Linked DNA regions of Homo sapiens: region 1 is linked to region 2. The links are chromatin contacts, found by Hi-C in ENCODE. All regions are on one chromosome and are shown on one strand. The core of a region is the stretch at or near the end of the contact, and the rest is flanking DNA. Distances in the headings are between cores, read along the strand shown. Region 1 holds the start of LOC124901000 (a long non-coding RNA gene). Region 2 holds the start of MAP1B (microtubule associated protein 1B).

Region 1 (6,059 bases), core at 2,823-5,322, 130 kb after region 2:
TGCAATGGAGCATTGATAACACATTATACTCAGCATATTTTGAACAAATCTTGTATTTTGAATAAATCTCAAGACAATCATGCTGAGTAAAGGAAGCCAGATTAAAAAAAGAACATATTGTATAATTCCATTTATATAAAATTCTAGAAAATGCAAACTAATCAACAGAGACAGAAAGCAGTTCTGTGGTTGCCTATAGGGAATTAGTGGGATGGATTATCCAGGGGCAGGAGAGAACTTTTCGGGGTGAAGGACTTCTTTATTATCCTGATTGTGGTGGTGGTTTCATCACTGTGCACATATATTCAATTGTACCCTTCAAATATGTGCAATTTATGTATGCTAATTATATGTTAATAAAGTGATACACAGAATATATTATATATATATAAAAGTTCAGATAATGGGAAATTTTACAAAGAAAAGTGAAATAGGACATATGATAGAGACTCTCAGAATATGCTGCCTTAGAGCCTTAGATAGGATGGTCAGGGAAGGCCTCTCTGAGCAGGTGGCTCAGTGTAATAGCTGTGGCCAGATGGCCTTCCAAAAAAGCTGTAACAATTCATATTTCTACCAGTTACGAATGAGGGTACATTTTACTCCCATTTCCCTACCAGGGGCAAGGACATGTGTCTATTGTTTTGCTGATCTGGTGAGAGATGTCCTTTCTCAATACCTTCTGTTAACCTTGTTATTTACATCAGTCCAAGCTACAAATCTATTTATTATTAATCCAGAGAGACACTCTTCCAGATCTAAACACTCAATCTCTCAAAGGAGCCAAGACGTAGTATGCATACCCTACAGGGCATCCATTTCTCCACACACCTCTCTGTGCTGGCCCGTCAGTGTTCTCCATGTCCTCTGTTATCAGGGCCAACAGCCTTTGTCTCTTTCCATTCAGCCGACCTTACAGCAAGGCAGTCAGGGCTTCCAGAAGGTTCTAAGTGGGTGAGTGAAAGACGGTTGGTTCCTTCTCTCCAATCCTTTGACAGGAGATTTACTTCATCTTTACACAGAAAGAAAAAATATTAAAGAGGGTAGGAAACCGGCTAGTTTAATTTAGGAAGCACCTCAAGTAATTAAGCATTGAAATGTTGCTTCCCTGGTGCAATATTCTCCAGCACATTTTCTTTGATTCAGAGCTAATAAAAATCAACAACAATGTGTTTGGGGGAAGGGCAGAGGATGATGAGTGATGAGGGAAAAGGGGATGTAAATGGGTCGGGAGAGAAGGATGCCAGTTATTTTAGCCTACAAAAAGGATGCATTGTAAGCGACCAATTTCCATGATGGATAAAGATGTGCATGTCATTGTATACAGCCCTGATTCTAGGAGACAATTGTGGACCCTTCTCCAGCTGGCCCACTGGAAGGATCTGACTATTTTGGCTCACATGATCCAATTCCAAGGGAGGGCTCTTATTTCACCTCTTCCCTGCTTCCTTATGCTGAGGAAAGCAGGATTACCGTGGCAATGGAAACAAAATGTTAGAAGGAAGTTGGCTCTGAAAAATATTATAGAATAATTGGTTATTCTACCACTGCTTTCTGCCAAACCACTGTCTTCCCTTGAGAGTCCAGAGTTCTGAATTTAAGAAACAAAATAAATCTTTTTGTTGCTCAGACACCTCTAAATTCATTGGTATCTTTGAGATCCAACACTCTCAGTGAACATATATTGTGTCTGCTGTCTGGTAGACGTTCAGAGCCAGCGCTAAGTCCTGTGGCCCTTTTATAGTGCTATCAATTTGTCATCTGTCCTTGTTTTAAAGACCAGCACATTTTTGCCATGGCCTCATCTCACGATAATGAAGTCTTTGGAAAATTAGCAATCTCAGGCATTTAAACTTGTATGTGCACTGTGAGGCAAGGTGTGGGACAATGACTCCAGCTGCTAAAAGGGGATGTGCAATGATTATACTTACTCAGTAGACTTTATTTTTCGCACTGCCTAGGCTGCCCCTGGTGATAAGTTAGCCATTTAGGAAGACATTTGAACTCTGCAATTCCCAGTGTGTTTCTTAGGTCTTTGTCTGTACTGTGTCCTCATCGGAAACATGCTTCTCTTTGTTCAAGCACTCATCCATTAGCCAAAGATATATTTTTCCTTTGACATTTATAGTCTCCCCTTCACATATTGAGCATTTTAGGCATTTAGGTTACAAGATATAATACAAATAGTCCTTATGATGGAGAATCTGAGAGTTTAATGGAGAAGATTGGGAGATACACACACACAAACACACACACACACACACACACACATGCAATGGCTAAGAATATAGGCTTTGGCATCACGTGACTTGGGTTGTAATCCCATCTCTGGCACTTATGGCCTTGACTAAGTCATTTAATCTTTCTAAGCTTCAAACTCTCATTTATAAGATGGAGATTCATTCATCTAACAAATATTTGTTGAGGGCCCACTTTGTGCCCAGCACAGGCCTCGTACTAGGAATCTAACTTTGGACCAGCCAGACAAAAATCCCTCCCAAGTGCAGCTAGCATTCCGATATTAACAGACAGATTGAAAGTTAAACAACAGAGACATAATACGCCAGGTAGTGATAAGTGCAATGAAGAAAAATAAAGCAGGGTGAGGGGATAGTAAATGGAGGAAGATGCTGTTTTTGGTAGGTCAGAGAAAGCTCTCTGAAGAGGTAGCACTGGACAGAGATTTGAGTACGTTGACAGAGGGTCGCTGTGACAATCTGGGAGAAGAGCATTCTAAGGCAGGCCCTGAGATGAGAGAGCACACCTGTCATAGTCAACCAATAGCAAAGTGGCCAGGGAGCTCATGGTCACAAAAAAAAAAAAAAAAAAAAAATTGGGCATTTGGAAAGAGGTGAGAAATGTGAACAACAGAAATGGATCAAAGGTTAGGTTAAGCTAGTAGAGGAGACTTCTAGTGTGCAAATGTGCCAAAAATTGCCCTCACTCTCCCCTTAGCAGCCTGGTCTCCCTCTTACTCCCACAACTACAGGTCCTGATAGTACTGGAATGAAAATTTTTGTGATAAACCTTGGAGGCTTGCAAATCTTTTAGATTGATGTCCAGAAAGAAAAGAAGATATAAGTAACAGAGAGAAGCTGAACTCCAGAGCAAAAGACCAACCTGAACCTGAAACCTTTCCCACAATACTCTTTAAGTTTTCCTACTCTGTGAAATAGCTACTTACACTGCCTGAAATTCTACTAAAGATACATATGTATCACTATATGCCCTCTCTCAAAAGAAGAAAACTCTCAAAATGTGACTAGAAGTGTTACCTAGTCATTTGCACATGAGTATAAATTAGTGTGTTCATCTTTCTTTCTAACATCTAGCTGACATCATTTTCTCTAGAAGAAAGAGTATTTCAGTTAAGGGTAAAAGATAATAAGTAACTCTTTATGTTTTTTCATGTATTTTGTTCTACTTTATATTCCTGCTGCTTCTGAAAAAAATTTGAGGCAGCAAATATTTTTAAATTTTGAAGATTTGTGGAATAAGATGGACTGATTCCACTCTTTCTTCTACCACTTCTGCCTCCTCCACACAAAATAGTGATGCTATCTATAGCTGAAGGTATAGTTGGAACATGTTTGGAGGTTTGGAGACATTGAATTAAAGTGATCCCTGAGAACATAGAAAGTAAATTGTTTCCCACTAGTTATACTACAAAATCCGCACATGTTGGATAAGAGCAATACTACATCAACCTAAAACAAGCCAACAAACAAACAAATAAAAAAAAACCAGAATGGCTCCCAGGCTACCAATTTTGGCTCTGATCTGATTGAAGACATCATCATAATTAAAGCAACAATGTATCTGGCAAAAAATAATAATAATAAATAAGAAAAGCCAGAAAGCCCAGAAAAGAGAATGTGAAAGAAGCAACTCCCAAGCCTTGATTATGCAGAATGCCAGAAGAGAGACTAGTAGGGTCTAAAGTTGTCCTGTCTAGTCCTGTGACAGTTGATCCCTGATCTAAGTGAGGCTCAACACAGTTTTCTGATTGCACTCCAGCTTCCCTTGCAGATTTGCTTCCAGGGAGGAAATGCACTGGTAGCAACATGCTTGATAGCCAGCAATTTTTTTAACTGCCATTCTGGTTGGCACATCTAGCTGGTATGAGTCTGTTTAACCTGAGTCAGACCCTGAACTCCAATCACTTCTGACTCTAAGGCCACAAGAGGCTGTGTGCACATGACCTGATTATTATGAACTGTGGCCCAGGACTAGAACTGTATTAATAAAGAGAGGGAGAAAAATCTTCCCCCTCCAATTTCTCCTCCTGTCCTCCCCTACTGTCCCCCACTAGTCCCCTCTTCTGCACCGACACATATTCTATTCCTAGATCCCTCATTTGTGTTACAATTCAGCTTCATTATAGATAAAGTGGCTTCTGGGGATATCGTGAGACCTTCTCTCCACTGTTATTTCTCTGAGAAAAAAAAAAAAAAACATTGTTAATTCCAATGTCTGATTTTCAAATAAATTTTGGACCATGACCCAGTTACAATGTGGGGACATTTTGTTCCTGTAAATTGGTCTTTCTAGCCAGTGTCTGGGAGCTGGCTGGGAAATGTACTTAGTAAATCACTCCCAGTGGTTTGGGAAAGGACAGAGAAGGTTCTAGAAGAGATGAGTCAGGCAAGGGGGTGGGCAGCACAGAGGGGAAAGGAACAAAGAGCCAAGCAATATTCTGAAAACAGAATTTGTACCCAGCCAGAAATAACTGTCTGATCAGGCCTAGCTAAAGGCTTTCTGAAATGACAAAGCAAATATTAACAGAGAATTCTTTAAGAGCCTCTCTCAGTGAACACAACATTTTTTTGGTGATAAGCCAGGTGGGTTTATGAATAATACACTTTGCCAAGCAATCTTGATAAGACCTCATTCTCCCCTGCAGGGCTGGAGAGTTGAGAACTGAAGCTTTTGTATCTCAACAAGAATATAGCACCTGACACAGGGACCCATCTCCCTGTACTCACCAAACAGCTTGAGATGAACATGATGCCTGTCACAAGGATGCTAAAAAGCCCAAAGGACATTCTTTAAAAAACCGAAGGAAAATGATCAGCTTCCTTTCAACCCCCTACATGGAAATGGTGGACTTGGGCAAGAATAGCTCAATACTTAGCCAGCTGCTTCTTACCTAACTGGTGTGTGAGTGAATGTGAGTTTCTGTTTGGCAGGTGCAGGGATCTCGGATGAACCAGAAACTGTCAAAAGAGAAAAACTCGTGCAATGTTGTTGCTGCAATCCTTCTATCTTAAAATTAAGCATGTGGTTCCTTTACAAAGGGATTATAACAGCAGCTTTGTCAGAGTGCCATGATTATACATATTGAGAACTACATTCATTCATCCATTCATTTAACAAACATTTATTGGCTGTACTGTGTTCCAGGATGCAACAGGCCTAGGAGAGGCAACAGAAGGTACACAGTTGCAACCTTGTAGGAAAGAAGGAGAGTACCCAGGAGACTTTGAAAGTACAGAGGATGGACATAGAAGGGGAGTGAAAACAGAGATTGTCCCAGCCAAGTTCAGTCCCAACTGGTCAGTCATTTATAGCGTAGAAAAGAGCGGTACCTCCAAAAAGGGGTGGGGCAGAAAGGCTGGATCTGATACTGTCTGGGAAAAGCAAACGAACACTCAAAAAACTGAACCCAAACAAGCCACAGCAAGTAAATACACACACAGGATGACCAACTTGCAATATGCACATTGTGGAGGAGAGGAGAGCAATGTAGGACTCTGACAGGAAGGCAGGCCGGAATGTGACCCAGAGTGACGGAAGCCAGAGCTTTCACAGGGAGAACAGAGATTAGCCTGACAGGGTCAGAATCTCCAGCTATTTTGACAGTGCTTGTCAATATTTATTTGTTCAAAGTGTCCCCTCCACTTGAGAGAGTTGATACAGTTTCCGAAATCTGACAACTAAGAAGCTGGCAGGGTAGTCCCGGAACAGCAGTGACTATTTTCAGCATGGGGTTAGGGGAAGCACTCCAGCTCTGAGGTCAGAGTTGAGTTTCTAGCAAAGCTCTGCCACTCCTTGGTCCT
Region 2 (5,947 bases), core at 1,280-3,779:
GGGAGCCCTTCTTCATAGCAGTACGTGGATGCGTCTGTTTTCTCCATAAATAGATGCAGCTTGTATAAACCCTCTGAGGAATAGGGCGCTGAAAGGATGATCAGATGAGTAACAAAGCAGGAAGATAATTACGATCCGAAGGTGATTGCTGAACCATCTCCCAGCATGGGGCGCTGCCCACAAGTGGATGGCCATACAAAGGCAAGCCCTGAAAACTGTTGTACTGAAACCTTCCTCCCATCATAGGATGTTAGCCAACCCTGCACTAACATCATGACAGGGTCAGAAAACGAGTGACGCTGCAGTACTGGTACTTCTGTCACTTATGAGTGCTGTGACCTTGAGCCGGTTCTCTTACCCTTCCTGCCTCTCTGGGCCCCCAGCTCTAAAACGGGGTTGATGATCCCTCTCCTAGCACCACCACATCGAATGGTTATGAAGATTTTGTAGATAGAAAAGCACCTCCTAATATATTCCTATTTCCCAGAAATGCTACTTACAAATAATTTTTTAAAGAAAAAAATCCAAAGTCATTGATTCCCACAATAGCCACACCCAAAGTCAGTATGTGTAAAATTTTTCCAGGAGAAAATTGTGCAAATAAACTAAATTAGAACAGATTAGACCAAAGGCCTATATAGTCTGAAAATGAAGGGTTATTGAGATGCTCAAATAAGACATTTCACTACTGAAATATCTCTTGTTCTTGAATTTTTTGGAATAAAATACTATGACTTTCTGCTCACATTTTTTTTCTTTTTTTTTTTTAAGCTAAAAGGGAAAATCAAGTGCTTTAAAGTTAAACAAAAGAACCAGGTCTGCAACTCCAGTCCCCACCCTGCAGCCTTTTGTTCTGGGGACAAGTGGCCGTTTCCAACTGCAGAGGCAGATGACAAGCATTTATTTTTTCATCTAAAACAAGGTTTTTCTTTCGTCTTTTATTGGGGAGGGGGAGTGGGGAACGAGGGCTGCGTGAACGCCCTTTGTCCGCCTCGGGCTGCCGTAGAGACCGCAGTGCGGACTGCACCACGCCCACCAACCGGTGTCTCCCGGAGAAACGCTTCAGCACCACCCCAGGAGAATAGAGCGCGGGCTGGGGCTGCGGAGGGACCCGGCGACCTCTGTCAGGAGCGAGGGGAGGGCCGGGACGCCAGGGATAAAGGGAAAGGCAGAGACCAGAGCTGCCCACCCAGGGACTCCCAGGGCAACAAAGCCAGGCAAACTGAGAGGTGGGGGCGCGCGGCCCCCGCCAGCCCGAGGCCCGGGCGGAGCGCAAGCCCAGCCAGCCGTGCCCGACGGGGGCGCCGCAGTGTGGGGGGGCAGGTGTGGCGGGCGGTCCGGAGGCACTGCGGCAGCTCGGGTGGGGCTGGGGGCGGTCTCTCTGTGCGCCCGAGGCTGTGCCCGCCGGACCCTCACGGCCCCGCCCAGGGTCCCCGGCGTACCGCTATTCGGCCTCCGCAGAGCGCGCCACTGGTGCGAGCACCGGGCGAGGAGCTGACCCTACCCGCTGACGTCTCCCTCACCGACCCCCTTCAAGCTACCACTCCCGAGGCTGGGACTTCTAAAAGCAGCAGCCCCACCCCGCAACTTGGGGTCCCATTGTCCTTTCTGAGAGCTGCAGCCAAGGCCCCAAGGGCGGTAGCGAGGCGGGCTCTGTCTGGTGGCGAAGCGCAGGCGGTTCTGCATCCCAGCATCTCCCCGGGGAGGGGGGGGCGGGGGGAGCGGGCGTGGCCCTAGGACTAGCCTAGTCATTCTGAGGAAAGAAAGGATCGGGAGGTTTGAAATCAGAAAAGGCGTTTCTCAGGGGCTGAGGTAGCCGTGGTGAGGATGAATCCCACGCGGGCCCTGGCACATGGGCTTCGGCCCCAGGTCTGCGGTGGTGGGGGTCCCAGCCTTTTCCTGAGGCCAGAAGAGGACTGAAAGGAGTGGTTGCATCAGGTCTCCCCCACCCTTCTGCCTCCTGCGGTTGCGGCTTTATTGTGGCCTCTGCTCCCCTGACACCTGCATTTCACTTAGCGGGAGAGGCGGTGGCCAACTCAGCACAGGCTGCGGACTCAGCGTGGTGACAGATCCCTCAAGGTTATTGGAGACTCTCCCTCTGGGTCTCATATCTAATAATTCGGATTATTCTTAATTAGCCCAGAAAGGGTCTGGACCAAGTATGAGAGGTGACGAGGAGAGGCATGGGTGCGGGGCGCGCGGGAGGAGCGCAGTGACCGTCGCGCCCTGGGTGGGGTCGTGTTTGCGCGTCTCCCAGCGCGCGTCTCTGGGGGCGCGGGGCCACTTACCGAGCTCGATGTTGCCGATGGCACGCCGCAGGTGCTCCTCGGTCACGATCTCGCCGACGACCACCAGCAAGTAGAACTTGCTGTCAAGGAAGCGGTGCGACAGGCTAGGCGAGGTGGACGCCGCCGGGTTGGCGATGCTGCCGGACGGCTCCGGCTCGGTGGCTTCCACCACCACGGTCGCCATCCTGCCGGCTGCTGTGCCTCGGCGAAGTGTCTCGCTCCGGCCGCTCCTCTCCACTGCGGCAGGAGAAAGGATTATCTCCGAAGGTACTGTCTCCGCTCCGCCCCCTGCGTCCCCCCTCCTCTGGCGCCGCGCGCCGCCTCCCCCTCCGCCCTCTCCCAGCGCCGCGGAGAGTGCGCGGCGGAGAGGAGCGGGGAGTGAGAGAGGGCGGGGAGGCGGCGCCGCTTTTATATGGAGACTAGGCAGGGAGCCGGGAGGAGGAGGAAGAGGAGGAGGAAAGGACCACCCGGCACATCCTCACGCGGTGGCTGCCTCCGCTCTTCCAGCCGTTGGCCCGGGGCTGATGTCATCTGCAGCAAATCATCTCGCCCGCGGCCCGGAAGCTGGAGGGACGAGGTGTGCGGACAATGGTCGGGGCAGGGCCGCGAGCCAAGGGGCTGGGGCGCCCGCTGAGCTCCTGCTGCAGCCGTGAAGGGGGAAGACGCTCTCAACCTACACCACCCACCACGTACACACCCACTGCCCACTCCTCACCCTCACCCTGTCTGTGCATGGGAATGGGATGAGTTTCCATTTTCGGAGTGGGGGTCTTTTCTCTTGTTGGAGTTGCACTAGTCAGGCCTCTGCCTTGTGTGCTGTGTATGATGTAGCCAGGTTCTCAGGAACTGGGATAGCCACAGTGGGCAGATGCGGGGCTGTGGGTACCCCGCCTAGGAAGACGGAACCTGTCTTTTCTTTGACCTTGTGGCTTTAAGAAGACGAATTTACTGATATTTACCAATATCAATATTTACCACCTTCACTTAAAGAATACATCAAAAATGCAAAACTTAAGCCTACTATTGTTCAGGCCTTGGATTCTACTCTGGCAGGGCCAAGGATGAAAAAGTACTGGCTTTGTGGTGCTCATGGGAAATGAGAGAAATGCAGATGTATTATATTAGATACCAATTTCTTTCCTTAATGTGCTGAACAGATAGTATCAGTAATAACAAAGAATAAAGAGAAGATACTGTCTCTACTCAGCAGGGTTACAGTGACTATAATGTACTTTTCAGTTCCTTGGGGAACACACAAGCAAAATTACCTCGTGACAATGATGTCTTTTAAAATACCTGTAGCATTGGGAATTTTTATTGCCTTTGTTTGTGTTTAGAAGAACTAAAAAATGTGTTTTTTGTTTTTGTTTTTTTGTTTTTTTTTTTAAGGCAGCCTATTTACAACCGTTTCTCACAAACATACTGAATATAGCTTCTGTCCCAGAAAAGGGGAGGAGGGTGAGGAAAGAGCAAAATGTGCAAACATGGTATCATAGAAGACTGGGGAATTCGAGCTTTAAGGAAGAGGAATAGATGGAAATTAGTCAACATAGCTTTAATACTAGAATGCCTGTTAGTAAAATATAGATGATAGATAGATAGATAGATAGATAGATAGATAGATAGATAGATAATCACCTAGATATTCTTAAGATTTCCAAAATAACCCAGTGTCTTAGGTGTTAGCTGCCATGACTTATTGGTCATGTACTCTTTGCTCTTATATCTTTCCTGACACCCTGGCATGGGAGACATGCTGGGCAGCCAAGGGCTGGGGGGTTCCATCCAACATGTCAATCTGATCAATGCAGAATGAAAATACCGTCTGGCCCGCAGTATTTGGGATCTGTGACAGGATCACTAGAGAGTTGCATTCACCAGTAATTAGATGAAGTGTTTCCAACTAGCTGCATTCACCAGTAACTAGATGAAGTGTTTCCAGATAATATTTTGGTTAAGATATTCAATTGCTGTTCAAGAAGTAAGGCCAGCACCAAAGCCCATAACTGGGGTGAGGGGCAGGAAATATGGTGAAGAGCACTGTTTTCTAAAGGTCATCCGTTGGATTCCAGCCTCATCTAGTTTGTGTTTGGTTTTCCTTTCTTTGAACCATTGTTACTTTTATGTATGTAATAGTTTTCTTTTATGCAGTTTATTTCTTTTACTTAAATTTATTTTTAAATGCAATTCTATGTTGCTGTATAAATGGAAACACTAATATCACTTATTAATAGAAAGTATCCCTAAAAATATACACAATGAAGATAAGATGTGATCAAATTCCTGCTACATACTGTTATGATTTGCTCAAGACTCTGAGTCCAAGGCTCTCCTTTCTTGGTTGAAAACAGAGATTGGCCAAGTGTTAGAGAGGTATTAAAGAGATACTAACACCTAACTGAGTTGTTCTCCATGTTGCAACAGAAGATTGGATGAAAATTATAACAGAGCGCTTTCTTACTGTGTGTGTCTGTGCAATTAAACACCATGACCGTGACCACCTAAGTCATCACCCACACTTTGAAAAATAGAGGCATAATGGGAGAACACAGACTAGGGATGCAGAATACTACTTTACAGCTCGGTAACTTTGGCAAGTGACTTACTCTTTTTGATCTTCCATCTCCTTATTTAATGAGAAGAAGAACATCTTTATAACTGTTAAAGTAACTGTAAGAAAGAAGGAAATGATAGAATGTGTAAGCACCTAATACAGTGGCTGGGCATAGTAAGCAATCAAGGGATGGTTGATTCATTGACCTGTTTTCTCCCAGTTACTAAGACAATGGAGCAAAAGCAGTCTTATAAAATGTGCAAGTGATACTGCTACAACACCTCTGAAACAAGAACAGAATATTACATTATTATACTTCAATACTAGAAAAGTAGCCCCTTCCCCTCTTCATCCCAAGAAAATGTATACAGTTCTAAGGAGGAAAAAGGGGGAAAACTAACATATAAGAGCACCAATATTGCCAGCTGCTCAACTGACATCACCTGGATATACCAAAGGCACCAGAATCTTGACATGCTCCAAACCCAAATCATCTTTTACCTCTAAACGGGATCCTCTCTCATTCTTGTTATTTCAATGAACCATAACACCATGTATCCCATGATGCAAACCAAAACCTCACAAATATTTTGGACTCTCCCCTGACCCTTAGCCTCGTGTGCAATCCAGCATGGAGTCTGGTCAATTTCACCTTCAGTATCTCTTCAATCCATCCACGTTTCTCCATTATCACCAACCTAGTCCAAGCTAGCATCATTGTGATAGGTACTAGTGTACCGGTTAGAAAATGGGTTCTGGAGTCAGACTGCCTGGTTTTGAATCCTAATACCATAATTTATTAGCTGTGTGGCCTTAAGCAAGGTGCTTAACCACTCTATACCTTGGTTTTCTCATTTGTATAGTAGAGATGAGTACCGACCTCATGGACAGGAGGACAGTTTAAATATGCAAATTACTTAAAACAGTGCCTTGCATATAATGAGCACTTAATAGGGATTAGTTGTTTTTGGTATGGGGTTAGTTGTTTTTGGCTGTTATTGTTTAACATTTTACTATGGAAAATTTCAAACAGAGAGAGTATAATGTAAGTAACACCCACATACCCATTATCCCCAATCCATAGATTTTTATAGTTTGCTTCTTT

Evidence for each region. Hi-C counts contacts between places; a loop is a spot of excess contacts on that map. Pooled maps may share reads with other maps.
Region 1: a map of Right ventricle myocardium inferior shows a loop between it and region 2 (3-fold over the local background). The contact joins the enhancer-like site here to the promoter of MAP1B in region 2. A Hi-C loop is called at or near these places in 1 of 168 maps with a recorded cell type or tissue (Right ventricle myocardium inferior) and 5 of 50 pooled maps.

The regions. Positions count from the first base shown.
Region 1 is chr5:71,972,909-71,978,967 of GRCh38, reverse strand. LOC124901000 (a long non-coding RNA gene) reads right to left here and starts at 960. Exons shown (of 2, transcript XR_007058811.1): 1 at 832-960. Within about 2 kb of position 4,072, at least 10 of the 41 ENCODE cell types and tissues checked have a DNase peak (open chromatin) inside an H3K27ac peak, as active enhancers do.
Region 2 is chr5:72,104,057-72,110,003 of GRCh38, reverse strand. It overlaps MAP1B (microtubule associated protein 1B), which reads right to left and starts at 2,529. Exons shown (of 7, transcript NM_005909.5): 1 at 2,289-2,529. The coding sequence starts at 2,472. It overlaps LOC105379028 (a long non-coding RNA gene), which reads left to right. Exons shown (of 3, transcript XR_007058813.1): 1 at 1-1,229; 2 at 2,017-2,079. RefSeq lists enhancers at 928-1,222, 1,628-2,610.